Linked DNA regions of Homo sapiens: region 1 is linked to region 2. Evidence: chromatin loops called from intact Hi-C (ENCODE). Cell type or tissue: HepG2. All regions are shown on one strand. Each heading gives the region's core, and the rest is flanking DNA. Links, peaks and the distances in the headings are about the cores only.

Region 1 (7,994 bases), core at 1,437-6,436, 54 kb before region 2:
GCTCACTTTTTGCTATTTCTGCCCCAAGACCTACTGTTCATTCTCCAGACTTGCTGTATTTTATGTCGAAAGGTTTTACTGTTTCCATGAGGAACTGTGGTTCATTTTCCCCAGGCTTATAATCAGTAAGTAGTGATTTTCTTTTCAGTGTTACTTACTGTGATACTGTAAAATCAAACTAACAATAAGGTGCCACAACGCCATAAAAAATTAATAATATTGGGAAGATGTTGATTCCCAAACTAAGATTTGGGCTTTGGTTTTGAACTGTTAATTTGTTCATTCATTTTAATATTTCCTTTGACTGTCTCAGATATACCAAAGCGTGGTGCATTGTGGAATGTGTGCCAGTCTCAATGCATGTAGCTCTGTAGGATGGAAAGTCAGTTATGAAGAGAGACTTCTTTTTCTTCTGTGTCCTGTTGATTAAGAAGAATCTGTATGGCCGGGCACGGTGGCTCACGCCTGTAATCCCAGCACTTTGGAAGGCTGAGGGGGGTGGATCACGAGGTCAGGAGTTCAAGATGAACTTGGCCAAGATAGTGAAACCCTGTCTCTACTAAAAATAAAAAAAAAAATTAGCCGGGCGTGGTGGTGGGCGCCTGTAATCTCAGCTACTTGGGAGGCTGAGACAGAGAATTGCTTGAACCCAGGAGGCGGAGGTTGCAGTGAGCCTAGATCGTGCCACTGCGCTCCAGCCTGGGCGACAGAGAGAGACTCCATCTCAAAAAAAAAAAAAAAAAAAAAATCTGTATAACTTGCATTGCCCTTTCAGGTAATTAATCACCCTTTTTTTCCAGCAGGGTTAAAGATTGTAGTATTGACTATCAGTTATTTTGTAACAAAAACTGGACCTAAAGTTCAATTCACTGTTGACTTTTTCAAGAGGAGTATTAAATTTTTACTCCCTGCTGTACATGTGGAATTTCAGTGTAATTTTAAGCCAAATTCTTTAAAATATGTGAAACTCATAGTGCTATTACAAAATAATTACAAAGGAAGCAAGTTTTCTCCCCTGAGCATCTTATTTCTAGATTTTTTTTTTTCCTAAGCAATCTCTTGAAAAGGAATATCAGTGAGCAGATTTCTCTGGGGCCATTTGAACTTCATTAAAATTTCAGAGAGGGCTTTTCAATGAGAATATATTCATGTAAGCACTGGAGAGTTTTGCATAATTTTAAAGTTGAACAGAATTGGGTACAATTAGTGATGAAAATACAGTCCATCCCAGATTCCTAGCTGATTGCCATTTTGGTTTTCCCAGCAAACACCCTTTCTACCCCACTTCCTAGCTTTATTGAGATATATCTGGTATATAAAAAATTGTACATAACTAATGTATACAATTTGGTGAGTTTGGATATAAGTATAGGCTGGTGTTACCATCACCCAGTCAAGGTAATAAACATATCCATCACTTCCAAAACTTTGCTGTGTCTCTTTATTGTTACTGTTTTTTAAAAAACAACAACAAAAAGCGCCTTTTCAAGGGAGTAGCATTTGCTCTCCTCTCTTCCCAGATGGTGTCCTCATCCTCCTTCCTCAAAGCCACCGGCTCCTCCTGGACGGGTTGGGTACTGAGATGCTCCATGAAGCCCAAGCACCATTCACATCTAATTGAGAAGTTTGGAGAGGACAGAATTCTCACTCATCTTACAGGCTCTATTTCTTACACAAACTGGGCTGGAAGTAGAAGCTTAGCGGTCACAGTCACTGAAGAGCTTCTTAATCTTTTTTGAGTCAGGACTTGAAGTCCTGTTTCATTATTTCATTCAAAGAAATTGATTGGCAATGGCCAGAGTTAAATTCAAAGGTGACATTAACACATTTCAGTGCCCAATAAGTGATTTTTCTGCTGGGTAGGAGTAGATACAGATGTGATCTCAGATACGTGAAGCTGCATACAGAGGGGCCCATCCACTCCTAAACGGGTCTCCAGGAGGCTTGGTTTGATCTACTAGATTTGGTGCCTCTTAAAGGGAAGCAATACAGCTTTTCTGCTGTGGGTTGTTTGCCACTAGGGGAAGATTCATTTCTATTCCAGCCATAAATTAGACCAAAGAGAGGGATTTGGTTTATTGCTAGTGCAGAAGTTAAAAACCATCTTCCTTTCCTGAGTGGTCTCTTAATTAGATTCTTTAGTTTTTAAATGTTAACTGGAATTGCTGAAGTTTAATTCCTGAAAGGGTTTAGTTTTTAAAAGGAGTACCTCATTTACCATATTACTGTGTTCTGAGAAATCTACAGTAATTTTTGTGTAACTTTTTTATTCAAAGAATGGATTGTTAATTGTAAAGCCATTTAGAAAGGCGAATAAAGTCAGATCTACTTTAATACATGTTTGTCTTACCAGCTTATTGATAAGCACTTTGTGGGATGTTTATGTGAGAACAGTTGATTTTAATGAGAAAACAGATTTTCAGCTCCCATGTTCAGTGTTTTATGTGACAAAATCATACACTGCAGCAACTAAGTAATACGAAGTGAGTACTTTAATTGAAACAATTAGAGTGACACAGGAGGCATTTTCTACTTGTGTAAACGCAAAGCTTAATTTTTAAAAAGCCTCCCCCAGTTTTCCTTCCTAAAGGAAGTGGATGATCAAGCCTGAGCTAGATAGAATAGCAGATGTGTATTTCATTATTAATACAAGAGGAATCTTTTTGGGTTAATAGAACTATTCTTTAGAAGAAGAACTTGTTTTGTGTTACAAAGGTGTTACATGGTTACTTACAGTAACAATTTCGAGCAGCACAGAAAATGCAGAAATGTATCCCATTCTTAGGATTTTTGAGATAAATTCTTTTTTTTATTTGGAGAGGGAGTCTCACTCTGTCACCCAGGCTGGAGTGCAGTGGTGCGATCTCGGCTCACAGCAACCTCCGCCTCCCGGGTTCAAGCAATTCTCCTGCCTCAGCCTCCCGGGTAGCTGGGACTACAGATGCACGCCGCCACGCCACCATGCCCAGCCAACTTTTTATATTTTAGTAGAGACGAGGTTTCACCGTGTTGCCCAGGCTGGTCTCGAATTCATGAGCTCAGGCAATCTGCCCCCCTCAGCCTCCCAAAGTGTTGGGATTACAGGTGTGAGCCACTGCGCCCGGCCGAGATAAATTCTTTTTTTTTTTTTTTTTTTTTTTTTTTGAGACGGAGTCTCGCTGTCACCCAGGCTGGAGTGCAGTGGCGCAATCTCGGCTCACTGCAGGCTCCGCCCCCTGGGGTTCACGCCATTCTCCTGCCTCAGCCTCCCGAGTAGCTAGGACTACAGGCGCCCGCCACCTCGCCCGGCTAATTTTTTGTATTTTTAGTAGAGACGGGGTTTCACCGTGTTAGCCAGGATGGTCTCGATCTCCTGACCTCGTGATCCCCGCCTCGGCCTCCCAAAGTGCTGGGATTACAGGCGTGAGCCACCGCGCCCAGCCCCGAGATAAATTCTTAATTCTCATCTGTAGATCAGCAAAAATAAGCTTAGTCTTCTGATTCTTGTAACTTAAAAAAAAATTAGAGTCTATAGTTTTTGTCTAGGAAACATGGTTGTCAGTTTTCATTGTTAGAGTCTCAAAATAAGTGGTGTGTGTGTGCTTGCTTGTGTGCCTGTGTGTTTGTGAGTGTTGTGTGTGTGTGTTTACATACTATACTCCCTCCTTCTCCTCTGGGGATAATCTAAAAAGCTCAAAGTTCTTAGTCCTGGGTACTGAAACAATGCTATAAGGGAGGCATTTAGAAAAGCTTAATTTTAACCAGGTACTTACACCACAAACAGAATGACATCACTAAGCACACAGCACGTTAGTGAACAGTGGCTTTGTCAGAGCTTTCTACCCAGAGCCCTGAAATGGAACATTGTTAATTAGCTTTAAAAAATCCAGCTGTTCCTTGAGCCCATGGATTCTGCCTGTGCACTTCCTGCATACAACCGTCTACACAGAACCGAGGGCTGGAACTCCTGTGTTTAAGAAGGCAGCTGTTCCTTGGCGGGGCACAGTTGCTCACGCCTGTAATCCCAGCACTTTGGGAGGCCAAGGTGGACGGATCACCTGAGGTCAGGGGTTCAAGACCCAGCCTGGCCAACATGGTGAAACCACGTCTCTACTAAAAATACAAAAGTTAACTGGGCGTGATGGCGCATGCCTGTAACCCGCATGCCTGTAATCCCAGCTATTCGGGAGGCTGAGGCAGAAGAATCACTGGAACCCAGGAGGCGGAGGTTGCAGTGAGCTGAGATCGCACCACTGCACTCCAGACTGGGTGGCGGTGAGACTCTGTCTCCAAAAAAAAAGTAGCTGTTCCTTTCTACACCTAGAAGACGATGCGTGCCATCTACCAATAGTGTCACGCCCAGGGTGTGTACTCTGTTGGTGGTGTGCAGCCTTCCACACCCCTGGCTGGGCCCACTTTGGCCCCCACATAGAGTTCTTTAACTGCCCTTTAAGAAAGTCACACTAAGCTCTAAATGACCAGGCCGGGTCACTAACGCAGACAGACACCCCAGTATGACTGGCTGGGCTATCCATCCCCGCAGCCCTGCTGGGGGAGTGGAGCTCACTGGGAGGACAGGTGGTGTGAAACAGAGAGAGCTATTTGAACTAACATGGGAGGAGGGAAGACGGAGAAGGATACAACAGACAGTGAGCTCAGGGCTCTGCTGGGATCCAGGGCAGGGGAGGAACCTTTCCCAGAGAAAGTTAGGAAGGTGAGCAAAGGTTGGTAGGTTGACCCCAGCTTCCACCTTCAACGGATTCCAGGCAGTTCACGAGGAGCCAGAGTGTAGATGATGCGGATTGGGAGCCGATAAGAAAGTCCAGGCAAACAGAAACAGAGAACAGGGGCAAGATGTCCGCAGCATCCAGAAGGAGGCCTCTTCACAAAGTGAATGCCACCAAGCCACGGATGTGGTCATCAGCTTCCAGCGATCCTTGTGAAGAGCTGTGTATTGAATGCTGGACACTTGATCAGCAGTCGTATGATAAGAATAAACCAGTTCTCAGAAGAGTCGCAGATTCCTGACACTAAGACCAGAAACACATCTCTGCCAAGGGTCCAAGAAGGAAACAAATTTTATGAACAAAAACCTTCGCAGCCTCTCTCAGCATCAGAGAGGCGGGTACCTCGGACCTGTCTTCCCAAACAGGCCAATGGGTGCAATCCCGTCCAGCCCAGCAAACAGCAACTCTAATGAGAGAAATGGGCCAATGACACCTCTGTCTAATATCTGGCATGAGTAAAGGATAGATTTTGCAGTACCTAGAAAAATAGTGAACCAGTTCTCTCTGAAATATTCTGTGATTTTTGAACTCTTTTCTACTGTATTTGGGTGGAATGAGATTTAATAGTGGACTCAGGGACACTGAGGGTAGAGGGAGGGGTAAGGAGATACCTCCTAGCAGTGATGTGAGCTGTTTCTCCCCGGGTAGAGGGCTTCCCCAAGGTATTTTCCTGTGGCCATAGACATAATACAGTATCCTTTTATAGGATGGGATAGTGTCAGGAAACAAAATGTCTCATGTTTTAAGAAATCATGAGAAGCTTCAGAAATACTTTTGGATATTAATGTTAAATCTAGGATATGCTGAGTCCTTACCACACTGGATAACACATTCTTCATGGATTCCGTATTTGTGAATCCACCTACTCCCTAAAATTTGTAGTCCCCAAATCAAGCTTGTGGTGCTTTCCTGGTCATTTGTGGACCTGCCCAGGATTACAGAAAAATGTGAGTTGCCCAATGTGCACATTCTCAGCTGAACTCAAATGAGGGTCTGCCTTCTTGTCTCAGCTCTCGCGCTGGAAACAGGTGCCTTTTTGATGATCTAGTTAGTGCCGTGATTTGTTTGCGTTTTCGTGCTTTTTGTTGGTGATTTCACTGTTTAAAATGGCTCTGAAGTGTAGTGCTAGAAGCACTGTCCAGGGTTCCTGAGCGCAAGAAGGCTGAGAATGTGCCTTACAGAGAAAACGGGTGTTAGGGAAGCTTCATTTAGGCATAAGTTCTAGTGCTACTTACTGGCCATTAATTCAACATTAATGAGTCAACAGTGTATATTAAGTAAAGTGTCTTTTAACAGAAACACACATTAAACAAATTTATATTGTTCAGTTGATGAGAATATGACAGAAGATCTCAGAATCTAATCTTGTATTTCTCCTAGACGCAACAGTTCAGTGTTCCCTAGTTCAGTGGTGACCATGTAGAGTGCAACTACAGCAAATAATGAGAATCGACTGTATTTCAACTAAGTGAGCACCCATGGGTGCTCATTTAGACGAATAGGAATTTTCAGGTATCTTTTGTGATGCTTTAATTGAATTATTTTACTGTTACAACTTTGCCTTTGGAAATATTGCAAGTATAGCTCCTTGTTAATGTACTTGGTGAACTTTTTTGGGAACATAAAATTTTTAATGATACGATACTTCTTTTATGTGACATGGTAAGAACTTAAACTCTTGTAAGATAGACGCTTTTTTGCAAGAGTGTTACAGCCCATTATTGAGGGAAGAGGTCTGATTTTTGCTTGAGGAATACATCATTAAAAAGAACTTCTGGTCTGCTTACTGTTTTACTTTTTCCTTGTGGCAACAGAGATATTTTGGCAGAAGTCTTGTGTTTCCCCACCATGTTCTTCACCCAGCTAATGGCCCATTGATGACACAGAAATTGTTTGGCTATTGGAATGATTAATGTCACTCAGGCCTATGTCTCGGGGAGGCAGGAAGGTAACAAGATGTACATCTCCCAAAGAAATATCACACAGGCCTTGTGTTTACACCTGTCTTTGAGCATTATAGAAGAAAAAAGACAGACGGAAACCTGAGGCCATACCGTTTCTTAGTGATGGTTCCCCGTGGTGGTATTGACAACATGAAATTCCAGGGGCAAATGAACAGTCTGGTTCCCCACCTCTCTCCCTTCAGTTACATATGCGATGTTTGACAGCTCCTTCCCCAAATTTCTTTTGGAAATCTTCAAAATTCATCAGGGTTTAGATTGTTGACCTGTTTTGAAAACCTAATTTTTAAGTTTTCAATCTTTTAAGCCTTGGAAAGGATAGGCATTTAATAAAAGAGAAAATAGATGATTTTATATGTATGAGAAAATACATCGCTTTAAATTTACTCGTGAGATTCACCAATGATTTCTGAACACCAAACATTGGGGTGGCCCAGTGACTTAATCGGAGAAACACAGACACTTTGAAAAGAAATGTGGGATTTAAAAACCTGCAAAACTGAGTCTGTCATTCTTTAAAATGCCATCTCAAGTCACAAAATAATGATGTTAAAATCTGAAACCATATGTGTTTTGAATGGTTTAGGTTCTAAAGAAAGGTACAATAATGCCAGTCTTTTGGGTTTGTACATGATTTGTTTCTTTCTCACATAATCTGTCAAAACTTTAAATTGTGAAATATGGCATATTTACAAAAGAGGCTATAAAAAGTGTAAGTATAGTTTAACAAATAAAAATATGAGGGCCGGGCACGGTGGCTCACACTTATAATCCCAGCACTTTGGGAGGCCGAGGCGGGTGGATCACGAGGTCAAGAGTTTGAGACCAGCGTGGCTAACATGGTGAAACCCCATCTCTGCTAAAAATACAAAAATTAGCTGGGCATGGTGGCAGGTGCCTGTAATCCCAGCTACTTGGGAGGCTGAGGCAGGAGAATCGCTTGAACCCGAGAGGCAGAGGTTGCAGTGAGCCGAGATCACACCACTGCACTCTAGCCTGGGCGACAGAGCAAGACTCTGTCTCAAAAAAAAAAAGAAAAGGAAAAAGAAAAAAATATATAACACTACCAGTATGGGCCACTCTCTGAAGACTTTTAACCCCCATCCCTTAAGAAGTAATCCCAGCCTAAATTCTGTGTTGGTCACTCATCTGCCTCTTTTTATAGTTTAACACATGTGTGTAATTCTAAACCACTGCATGATTTGGTTTGTAAATTACTGGTTCAGTGCCTGTCTTCCCCACTTAGCTGTAAGGAGAGGGATTGTGT
Region 2 (7,994 bases), core at 1,949-6,948:
TAGAATGTCTGTTTTCCCTTCTGAAGTTCTGAGCCACATTAGAGTACTTGTAAACTGTAAAGGATTTTACAAATATAAAGTGACTTAATGGCCTTTTTTTTTTTTTTTTTTCCTGAGACAGAATCTCCCTCTGTCTGCCAGGCTAGAGTGCAGTGACATAGCTCACTGCAGCCTCTGCTTCCCAACTCAGGTGATCCTCTCACCTCTGCCTCTTGAGTAGCTGGGACCACAGGTGCTAGCCACCATGCCTGGCTAATTTTTGTATTTTTTGTGGGGACAAAGTGTCACTACATTGCCCAGGCTGGTTTCAAACTCCTGAGCTCAAGTGATCCTCCTACCTTGGCCTCCCAAAGCTGGGATTACACGGCCCTAAATGACTTTTTAAATGACACTGATTTAAATGATTTCAAATGATGGTTTTTTAATAACAGCAAATGAATATTCATATATCACCTTTCTGTAATCTCTGCTTTTCTTCAAGTGAGAATATGGGGCATAGGGCTTTCTTTATTGTGCACAGCACAGTCTGGTTGCCCTCAGGGGAGATGCCGGATTGTTCCCATAGGAAGATAGGCTGTAGGGTAGCCTTAGTGCTGTCAACTGCAAAGTGACGTTCAGCTGATCAGCAGGAGCTACTTAGATGGTGTGTGCCCTGGGCAGCAGCTCCATAAAACCAAAACCTTGTCCAAATAACGGAGCTGCCCATGAACTTTTATTATGTGGACTTACCTCTCTCGAAGCCATCTGTGTGTGTGGTTTTGTGAAGCAATTAAGCTCCAGGTGTGCAATAGAAATGAAGTAGCCGCTTAATTATTTGGTGAAACAGCAGGCATTTGGGATTCAAGATTGGCTTTAAAACTTCCCAGGCTTTGTTCATGCTATTTTGTTCTTAGGAATTTTAACACAGCCTAGAGAGAAAGGGTGAATTACTATGACTACAGCCAACTGTAGGTACGATAATTTTAAAAACTCAAACTGCCCCGTGTTTAAATGAAATTATAAGAAGATCTGCCTGATTCTCTTTGGGTTATTACTACTGTGGGAAGGAGGACATTTGGGTGGGGACGTTATGTTTATGAACGGGCTGACATGTAAGCAAAATTTGGGTAGATGTGTATGTTTGGGGGAAGGAAGCCCCTCTCTCTCATCTGATTCTCAAAAGGGTCCTGTCTCCCTCCACCGCTTCACCCCCACCAATAGGAATGGAGTCTTCAGTGCTGTTTTATGTTACTTTGAAGTTGTCAGTTGTATCTAAGAATTAAAGATAGATTTTGAATAAGTTCCTTGTCATGTTACATGGCATAGAAGCAGATCCCTATCAGAGCGGGTTTCTGAATTATCCACGTTCCCTGTATCTTGTTTGCCATCATCCTGTGCGTTTGCATTTTGACCTTGACATTTCTGATGAGAAATGGCAGAGAAGTAGAAAATGAAATAAAGCAGAATGCCGAGAAACAGGGCGACCCAGGATTTCCATGTCAGGCTGTGTAGGACTGTGATGGGAACTGCCCCAAGCCCCAGAGCTGCGCAGCACGGTGGCCCTGCGTGTGCTCTGCATATTTGAGCATCTGTCCTCTATCAGGCATTATGTGTATACTTTCCTTTTTAGTTCCTTTAACAGCATTTTCAAGGCTTGGTTATCCCATTTTGCCAAGGAAAAGGGAAGACACCATGGCTTGTGTTTAAATACATTGCCTTGGGATCACACATCTCTACGTTCATTCGTGTCGCATAATCTGAAGACTGATTGACAAGGTCCCATGCTTGCACAGAGGTGGACTCACTAAACATTTGTTAGCTGTAACTTACTAGCATAGAAGACAGTTTCCAAAGGTGCAGATAGAAACTCTTATGGGACTGCACCCCATGCTTCTTTTTGTTTTATCATCTGCTTGTATGAAAGAGTTGGTTGGGATGAAGCAATCAGCTTAATTTTTTTCCCCTTACCTGTGGCTTTCAAGTATTTTGTGTTTGCTCTGCCAGCTGTTCCCAGGAATGGAGTGAAACCCTTGTTTTGTTTTTGTCTCTGTGTTTATGCTGTTGGGCTTTCATATCTTTTCATCAGCACTTCATTAATTCTTTGGTTATGGGACATGAGCAATGTATAGAGGAGTTAAAAACAGTCCCTGGCCTTCTAGGAGCTTAGAGCATTAAAAAGGAGCTTTCTGTCTTTTCAACGCCTTGGTTGTGTAATAATGTAGGTGAGTTACACCCGCTGATGGATGAGTAGTATGTTTCTTGCTGTAAAGTGGAAATAGAAAGGAATAAATGGTGAGCAGGCTTTAGGAATGTATTTGGTCATTTACTAACATTGTATATATGAGGATTTTCAGACCTGTGCTGAATGGAACTGCAAGTTTTAAGTGGAGGGGCTGCCAAAAATGAAGGCACGTGCTGCTAAGATGCTATCTGGCGGGAGGGATGGAACAGGAAAGCGGAGGTTTCTTTGGGAATGCAGTGAGTGGCCCCCTTGGGATTATGTGCACAACTTCAGAAAATATTGATTATATTTAAAAAATATTGATTTTAATGCTGGGTAATAAAGCAATACATGTTCCTATCAAAAACATTTGAACCGACAGCAACTAAAAAAAGCCACAGTTCTACCATGCAGAAGTAACCATTGTTACAAAACTTTGCTGTCTGTTTTTTTGGCATAGGGTGTTTTATTAATATTGACCTTTGCTAGAAACAACCTTTTCTCTTCCTCTCTATCCTCACACCCTCTCTCCCAGGCACTGAGAACAAGATGGTTACCAGCCAAGAGACATAAAAGCATACTCTGGCTGGCTCTATTTGAAAGATGGGGCCCAGCAGGCGAAATGTATGAACACGTAGGGGCTGTCTACTGAAGTGAGAGCTTTGACATTACGCCTTCAAATTATTCCTTTCCTTGCCTATTCTACAGAAGACTCATAAGCCTTGAGCAATTGTGTGTGGAGTTATGCTCCTGGGTGGCAACATAAATGCTAAAGTAGGAAAAATATTAGTAAAGATACAGTCTGGGCCCCAAAGAACCACATTAGAGTCTTAACTCCAATTATAGTCTTGGAAACCTGAATTCATAATTTCCTTCCATCCTTCTGCAGCCTTAGGAAGATGTAATTCTTTAATCACTTTATTTGAGAGCTTAGGAAAATAAACAGTAACAAAAAGCTGTTCAGTGGAGCTATATGGCTGCAACACACGACTGCACGGACAAAAATGTGGTGCTGAAATCACTGCTATTTTAATAATCGGTACATTTAATTCTAGCTCTTTATTATTTTAAAATAGTTTTTTGTTTCTATGTTTTTGGATGCTTTCTGCCTCCCAGATGATCTGCTGCTTCAAGTATGTGTGCTAATCAGTAGCTAATCAGGGGGACTGAAATGCTACAGGAGCATTGAAAGCTTCCTCTTTTGTTCTGGCCTCACTATTGAATAGTTTCTAATGTTCCCCCAAATAATGTTTAAAGAATTTATTAAAACACTCCCTCTCAGTCCCAGTAATAGGCCAAGAGCCAACCACACACAGAATTTGGCCACACCCTTTCCCCTGAGAGCACTGTATCTAGATTAAGATATTTATTGAGGCAAAGAGAAAGTTGGTGTTAGGTTAGGAGGTCTGGAGTGAGAAGACAGTCCGTCCATGCTGCCTTATGGGGTTGGCCTCGAGTAGTGTGGGGACGACAGGCTTTCACGTTAGTCACTTAGAGGTCACTGGGAACTGTTCCTTGGGGCCCTGGGCCACTGTCGTTTGCACGGACCCCGTGTCTCTCTCAGCCTTGGTAGCAGTCATCCAACCACATCTCTATCATCGTTCTAACCGGCAGTGAAGAGAGCTGGGCAGATGCTTTGGGAGCCCTCTTGGTTTGGTACCCAGGATGTCCGCGTATTCTTTTTGAGTGGATTGATTTCCAGGGAAAATGTTACATTATATAACAGCAGTTTTATAAACATATACAAAATGTGTTCTGTACATGTAAAAGGGTCTTGCCTTCTGACTGTGCCCTCTTGCCGGTGGCTTCATCAGCTCTTCCATCTCTGCAGGTGAAGCCACTTCTCTGCTCCGCCCAGCAGGGCCACCCTTCCCCGTCCCCTCTGTACTTTTTTTCTAAAATATAGAAAGAACAGCATTATGAATATTACTTGCTTTACCAAATGATGGTTTCAAATATATATGGGGCACTTAATGTCCAGTTTTCTTTGAAAATAGACTTCTCCAAAAATGTTGGCCTGGTCAGGCACTGAGGCTTCTGTCTTCTGTGCTGCTGCCGACTTGGGGGCTCCATGGCCTTGGAGAGTTACCCTTTAAGGGACTCCATTAATGCATCCCAAATGACAAAGCCCCTGCCTGGATGATCTCTCAGGTCTCTCCAACCCTGGAATTGGTGATCCTGTTGTTGGTCCAGACCAGCTGTCATCAACTTGGGGCCATTGCGCCATCCAGGGGACATCGAGCTGGGTCCAGAGACTGCTTTGGTTGTCATCTAATGGCATCTTGAGGAAAGAGGCCAAGGCACTGCTGATCATCCTACAAGGCATAGGACAGTCCACCCTGCCCCCAACAAAGGAACACCTGCTCAAATGTCAGTAATGCAGAGCTCATGCCAGCCCCCACCTGGAGGAGCCCTGGGCAAGTACATTGACCAGCTCCTGGCCACTTTAATGCACTTTTTTCTTTCTCTCTGTTGGACTTGTAGGGCTTTCTCTGGTCCACGTGTCACTTTCCACGTCTGTTTACCATCTGAAAGTTCTGTAGGTGAAGAGGTGGAGAAGTCAGACAGGTCTGCTTGGCAGAAACAGAGCTTCTATTGTATGAGGTTGCTGGCAAGTGAGAGAAGCCTGAAGTCAAGCCTTCTGCGGAGGTGTGGGTTTTCTGAGCCACATTAAAAATGTGTGGCTCGTTCTCTTCTCTCTGTTAGAATTTTCCTGGCAGTGACTTAGGAGCTTGGCATTTGTTTACTTTTCCATTTTGTTTATGTCTTTCTACATTCCTGGGACTTGGATTGTTGAAAGCTCAGCGTTTTCTAGATAATACTGTGCATTTAATATTTTAGAGGGGATAGAACCTAAAGAAGAGGTGTTTTGATCGTATAAACCTTTCGGGCTTTTGGGGGGAAATCAAGTCCCCAAAATGGTAGTACATTGAAAACACACAGAGGGATACTTAACTTGCCTTAAGAAGCCAGTGTTTTTATGTTTATTTAAGTGTACACGTACTCGGTGGTGTATGGCTCAGACTTCTTTAAAAAGCAGAAAGTAAAGACTGTCCTCTGAGCCAAAGCCAGGGCATGGAGGATGCGTGCAACAGCCTTGTTAATTCGGGTGACCGGATTTCTCAAACAAAACAGATCATCCTGTCTGTCGACTTTAAAATTCATGATCATTTTTTTTTTCCCCTAAGGAAACCTGATTCCTTTTAAGGAATACTTGGTGTAGACACACCTCAAAATTGACCCCGTACACAGACTGGCTCTGTACCCATTAACTTCCCTGCATAGAAGTAGGAAGCAAAAAGGAACTTTCCATGAATTGGGCTGACTTAGCTGCCACATTTTGGCACAAAAGCAGGGGCCACCAAGTTAGCTGTTAACTCTGCTCTTTAATGGAAAGCCATAATCAAACCTCCAGAATAATGGGGCAAACACGTGGAATGAACTCTCTTTCCACCACTTTTGTAAAATCTACCATGAATGGCAAGTGCCAGCTTATGCCTGTAATCTTACCCATATCAAAAAATTCTTTTCTAGCTCACATTCATTCCTCCATTTTCCCCAGTTGCTATATTTTCAACCTCCCACACTCATCTTTTTTTTCACCCCTGCCCACACCAGTGGCCAAAGATGGTCACTTTCTTTTTCCGAGAGCTGCTTCTCCCTGTCCGGGGCAGATCAGCTTTGCCACACTTCACCCTTCCTGGGCGTGCTCAGGCAAAAAGCACTGCAGCCCTCTCTCCTAGCACCAACCTAGCCTGGGTGCTAGCACTGACCAAGGTCTGGGCATTTGAGGAATTTTTACCTATAACATCGTTGTCTGGAGAGATCAAGGAAAGGCAAGGTGAAGAGCAAAGAGGAACTTCTTCAGGATCCCATTGGGGTGAGAATGGAAGCCATTAGTTCTCAGTTGTGGGATGCATTTCTCCTTGCTGAGAGATTGAGGTCGATGAGGTAGCATGGTTGATATTGATCCCTTGGGACCAGAGTAGGGGCAGGAGCAGCTCTTATCTGCAGCTGTGGGTGCTTTGAAACCAGGGGCGAGGAGAGTTAAGGTGAGTGCAATAAGCCCATTTGGGCAAGAGAGAGAGCAGGGAGTATCAGGCCCCAACGAGGAGAGCTCCTGAGCTGAGGGAGGAGGTAGTGATGTGGCAGCCTGTAGAAGTGTGGAGGTGGCCACTTGGTCCTGGTGGAGTTTTCATGAATTTTGCGGGCCCACTCTGTATGTAGCAGGCTCTGTTTTGATTGTAAAGGGAATATCAATATAATTTACCTTGATTGGTTATGCTCAACATGCACGAACCTCCAGAAACTTTATGCTGTGTGAATAAAGTCAGATACACATGATGACGTGTTGTTTGAAGCCATTTATGTGAAATGTCCAGAAAAGTCAAATCTTAGAGGCAGAAAGCTGATGTTGGGTGGTTGTCTTGGCCTGGGAGTGGGAACAGAAATTGACTGCAGACTGGCTTGAGGGAAAGTTTAAGGGTGATATGGAAATGTTTCAGAACTGGATTGTGGTGATGTTTGCACAGTCCTAGAAATGTACTAAAAAGTCATTGAACTGTATACTTACAGTAGTTGAATTTTATAGCATGTACATCTACTTCAGTAAACCTGTTAACATTTTATTTAAACTGGATTTTGTTTTGAGGCTTGTGGCGAGGGTTGAGAACCTACAAAAAGATTTATATGAGGGAACTTGGTCCTCGTTGTGTATGTTCTGGGGAACATGTTCATAAATGATGCTGTTAAGAGTTGGAACTTGTAAATTAAGTCCTCTCTGAACCTACGCCCTTAGCTTTAGTAAGCAGATGTTCCAGAGTCCCCGTTGTCGTCTTCTGAAATGCTCAACATACAAATGGCTTCATGGCTTGTGTATATAGGACATAGATTTATGTATATGGGAAAATCTCACTAACTGGGATATTTTACTTTAGCCTCAATTAGTAAAATCGATATGTGTAACAGGAGTGGAATTCTATGGAATCTCAGGGTTGGAAAGGGCTTTAAAGGTTAAGCGCCAGAGGAGGGATTCTGCAAAGAAAAACAGACAATTAAGAAATTCAAAGACTGCACTGTATTTGACTAGCTGATTGAAAGACCTGAAAGTTAATTTATGCCTCTTTGATTAGAAAGTTCCATTCATCAGAGTTCACTCGTTACTTGACCGAAGTGGTGGTCTGAGTGTCACTGCAAGCCTCCTTTTTCCCTGGTGTGTAGAAAACTCTACCTAACGGTCCTCTCTGTTTACTTTGGGAAATGCAGCAATTATTAGCGAGGTTGCTGAGAGTCACTTCAGGCCTGGTAAAAACAAACCGTGAGCTCCCTTTTCCCCTGTCCCCATGGGTAGATTCATCTTGGTGTATGACATAGTGGGGCCCGAGACCCCTCCAGCAGAAGGGTCTGCTGCTCTGCCAGACCTGCATATGGAAGCCAGTGAAATTACTGGGTAATGGAGTGTAGGACTTCCAGCTGCTTAATTGAAGGCTCTTGTTTTTACCCATATTTACTAGGGAGTTTATCTTTATGATTTTCATTCATCTAAGAACTAGGTGGGAAGAAAAATTATTTTAAAATGGTTTATAGATTATCAAGGGCTTTTGAAGTGACTTGTGCTTCTGTTTCATTCATTTATTCAGTCAGCAGACATGTACTCCTTGGGGTGTTAGGTCCAGAAAGGTGCAGATTCCGAGGTGGGTCCTGCTTTGAGATAACTCTAGGCTGGTGGAGAAGAGGGCTGCAGAGCGGTACAGGCCTGGAGCCTGGAGACACAGGAACCAGGAAAGCTACCCAT

Evidence for each region. Peaks named below come from ENCODE experiments on the same cell type or tissue, not always from the same donor. Only the 100,000 strongest peaks of a DNase experiment are listed, where the experiment ranks them.
Region 1: it touches region 2 in a loop (4-fold over the local background); 3 of 110 quality-filtered maps call a loop at or near these places.

The regions. Positions count from the first base shown.
Region 1 is chr13:98,242,971-98,250,964 of GRCh38, forward strand. The region is part of intron 2 of FARP1 (FERM, ARH/RhoGEF and pleckstrin domain protein 1); the gene reads left to right. Among named protein-coding and RNA genes, the nearest start is that of MIR3170, 38 kb to the left of the region's middle. In HepG2, for the core only: no CTCF peak of the experiment used is centred there; a DNase peak (open chromatin) is centred at 3,741.
Region 2 is chr13:98,296,596-98,304,589 of GRCh38, forward strand. The region is part of intron 2 of FARP1 (FERM, ARH/RhoGEF and pleckstrin domain protein 1); the gene reads left to right. Among named protein-coding and RNA genes, the nearest start is that of MIR3170, 92 kb to the left of the region's middle. In HepG2, for the core only: a CTCF peak has its summit at 4,462; a DNase peak (open chromatin) is centred at 4,756.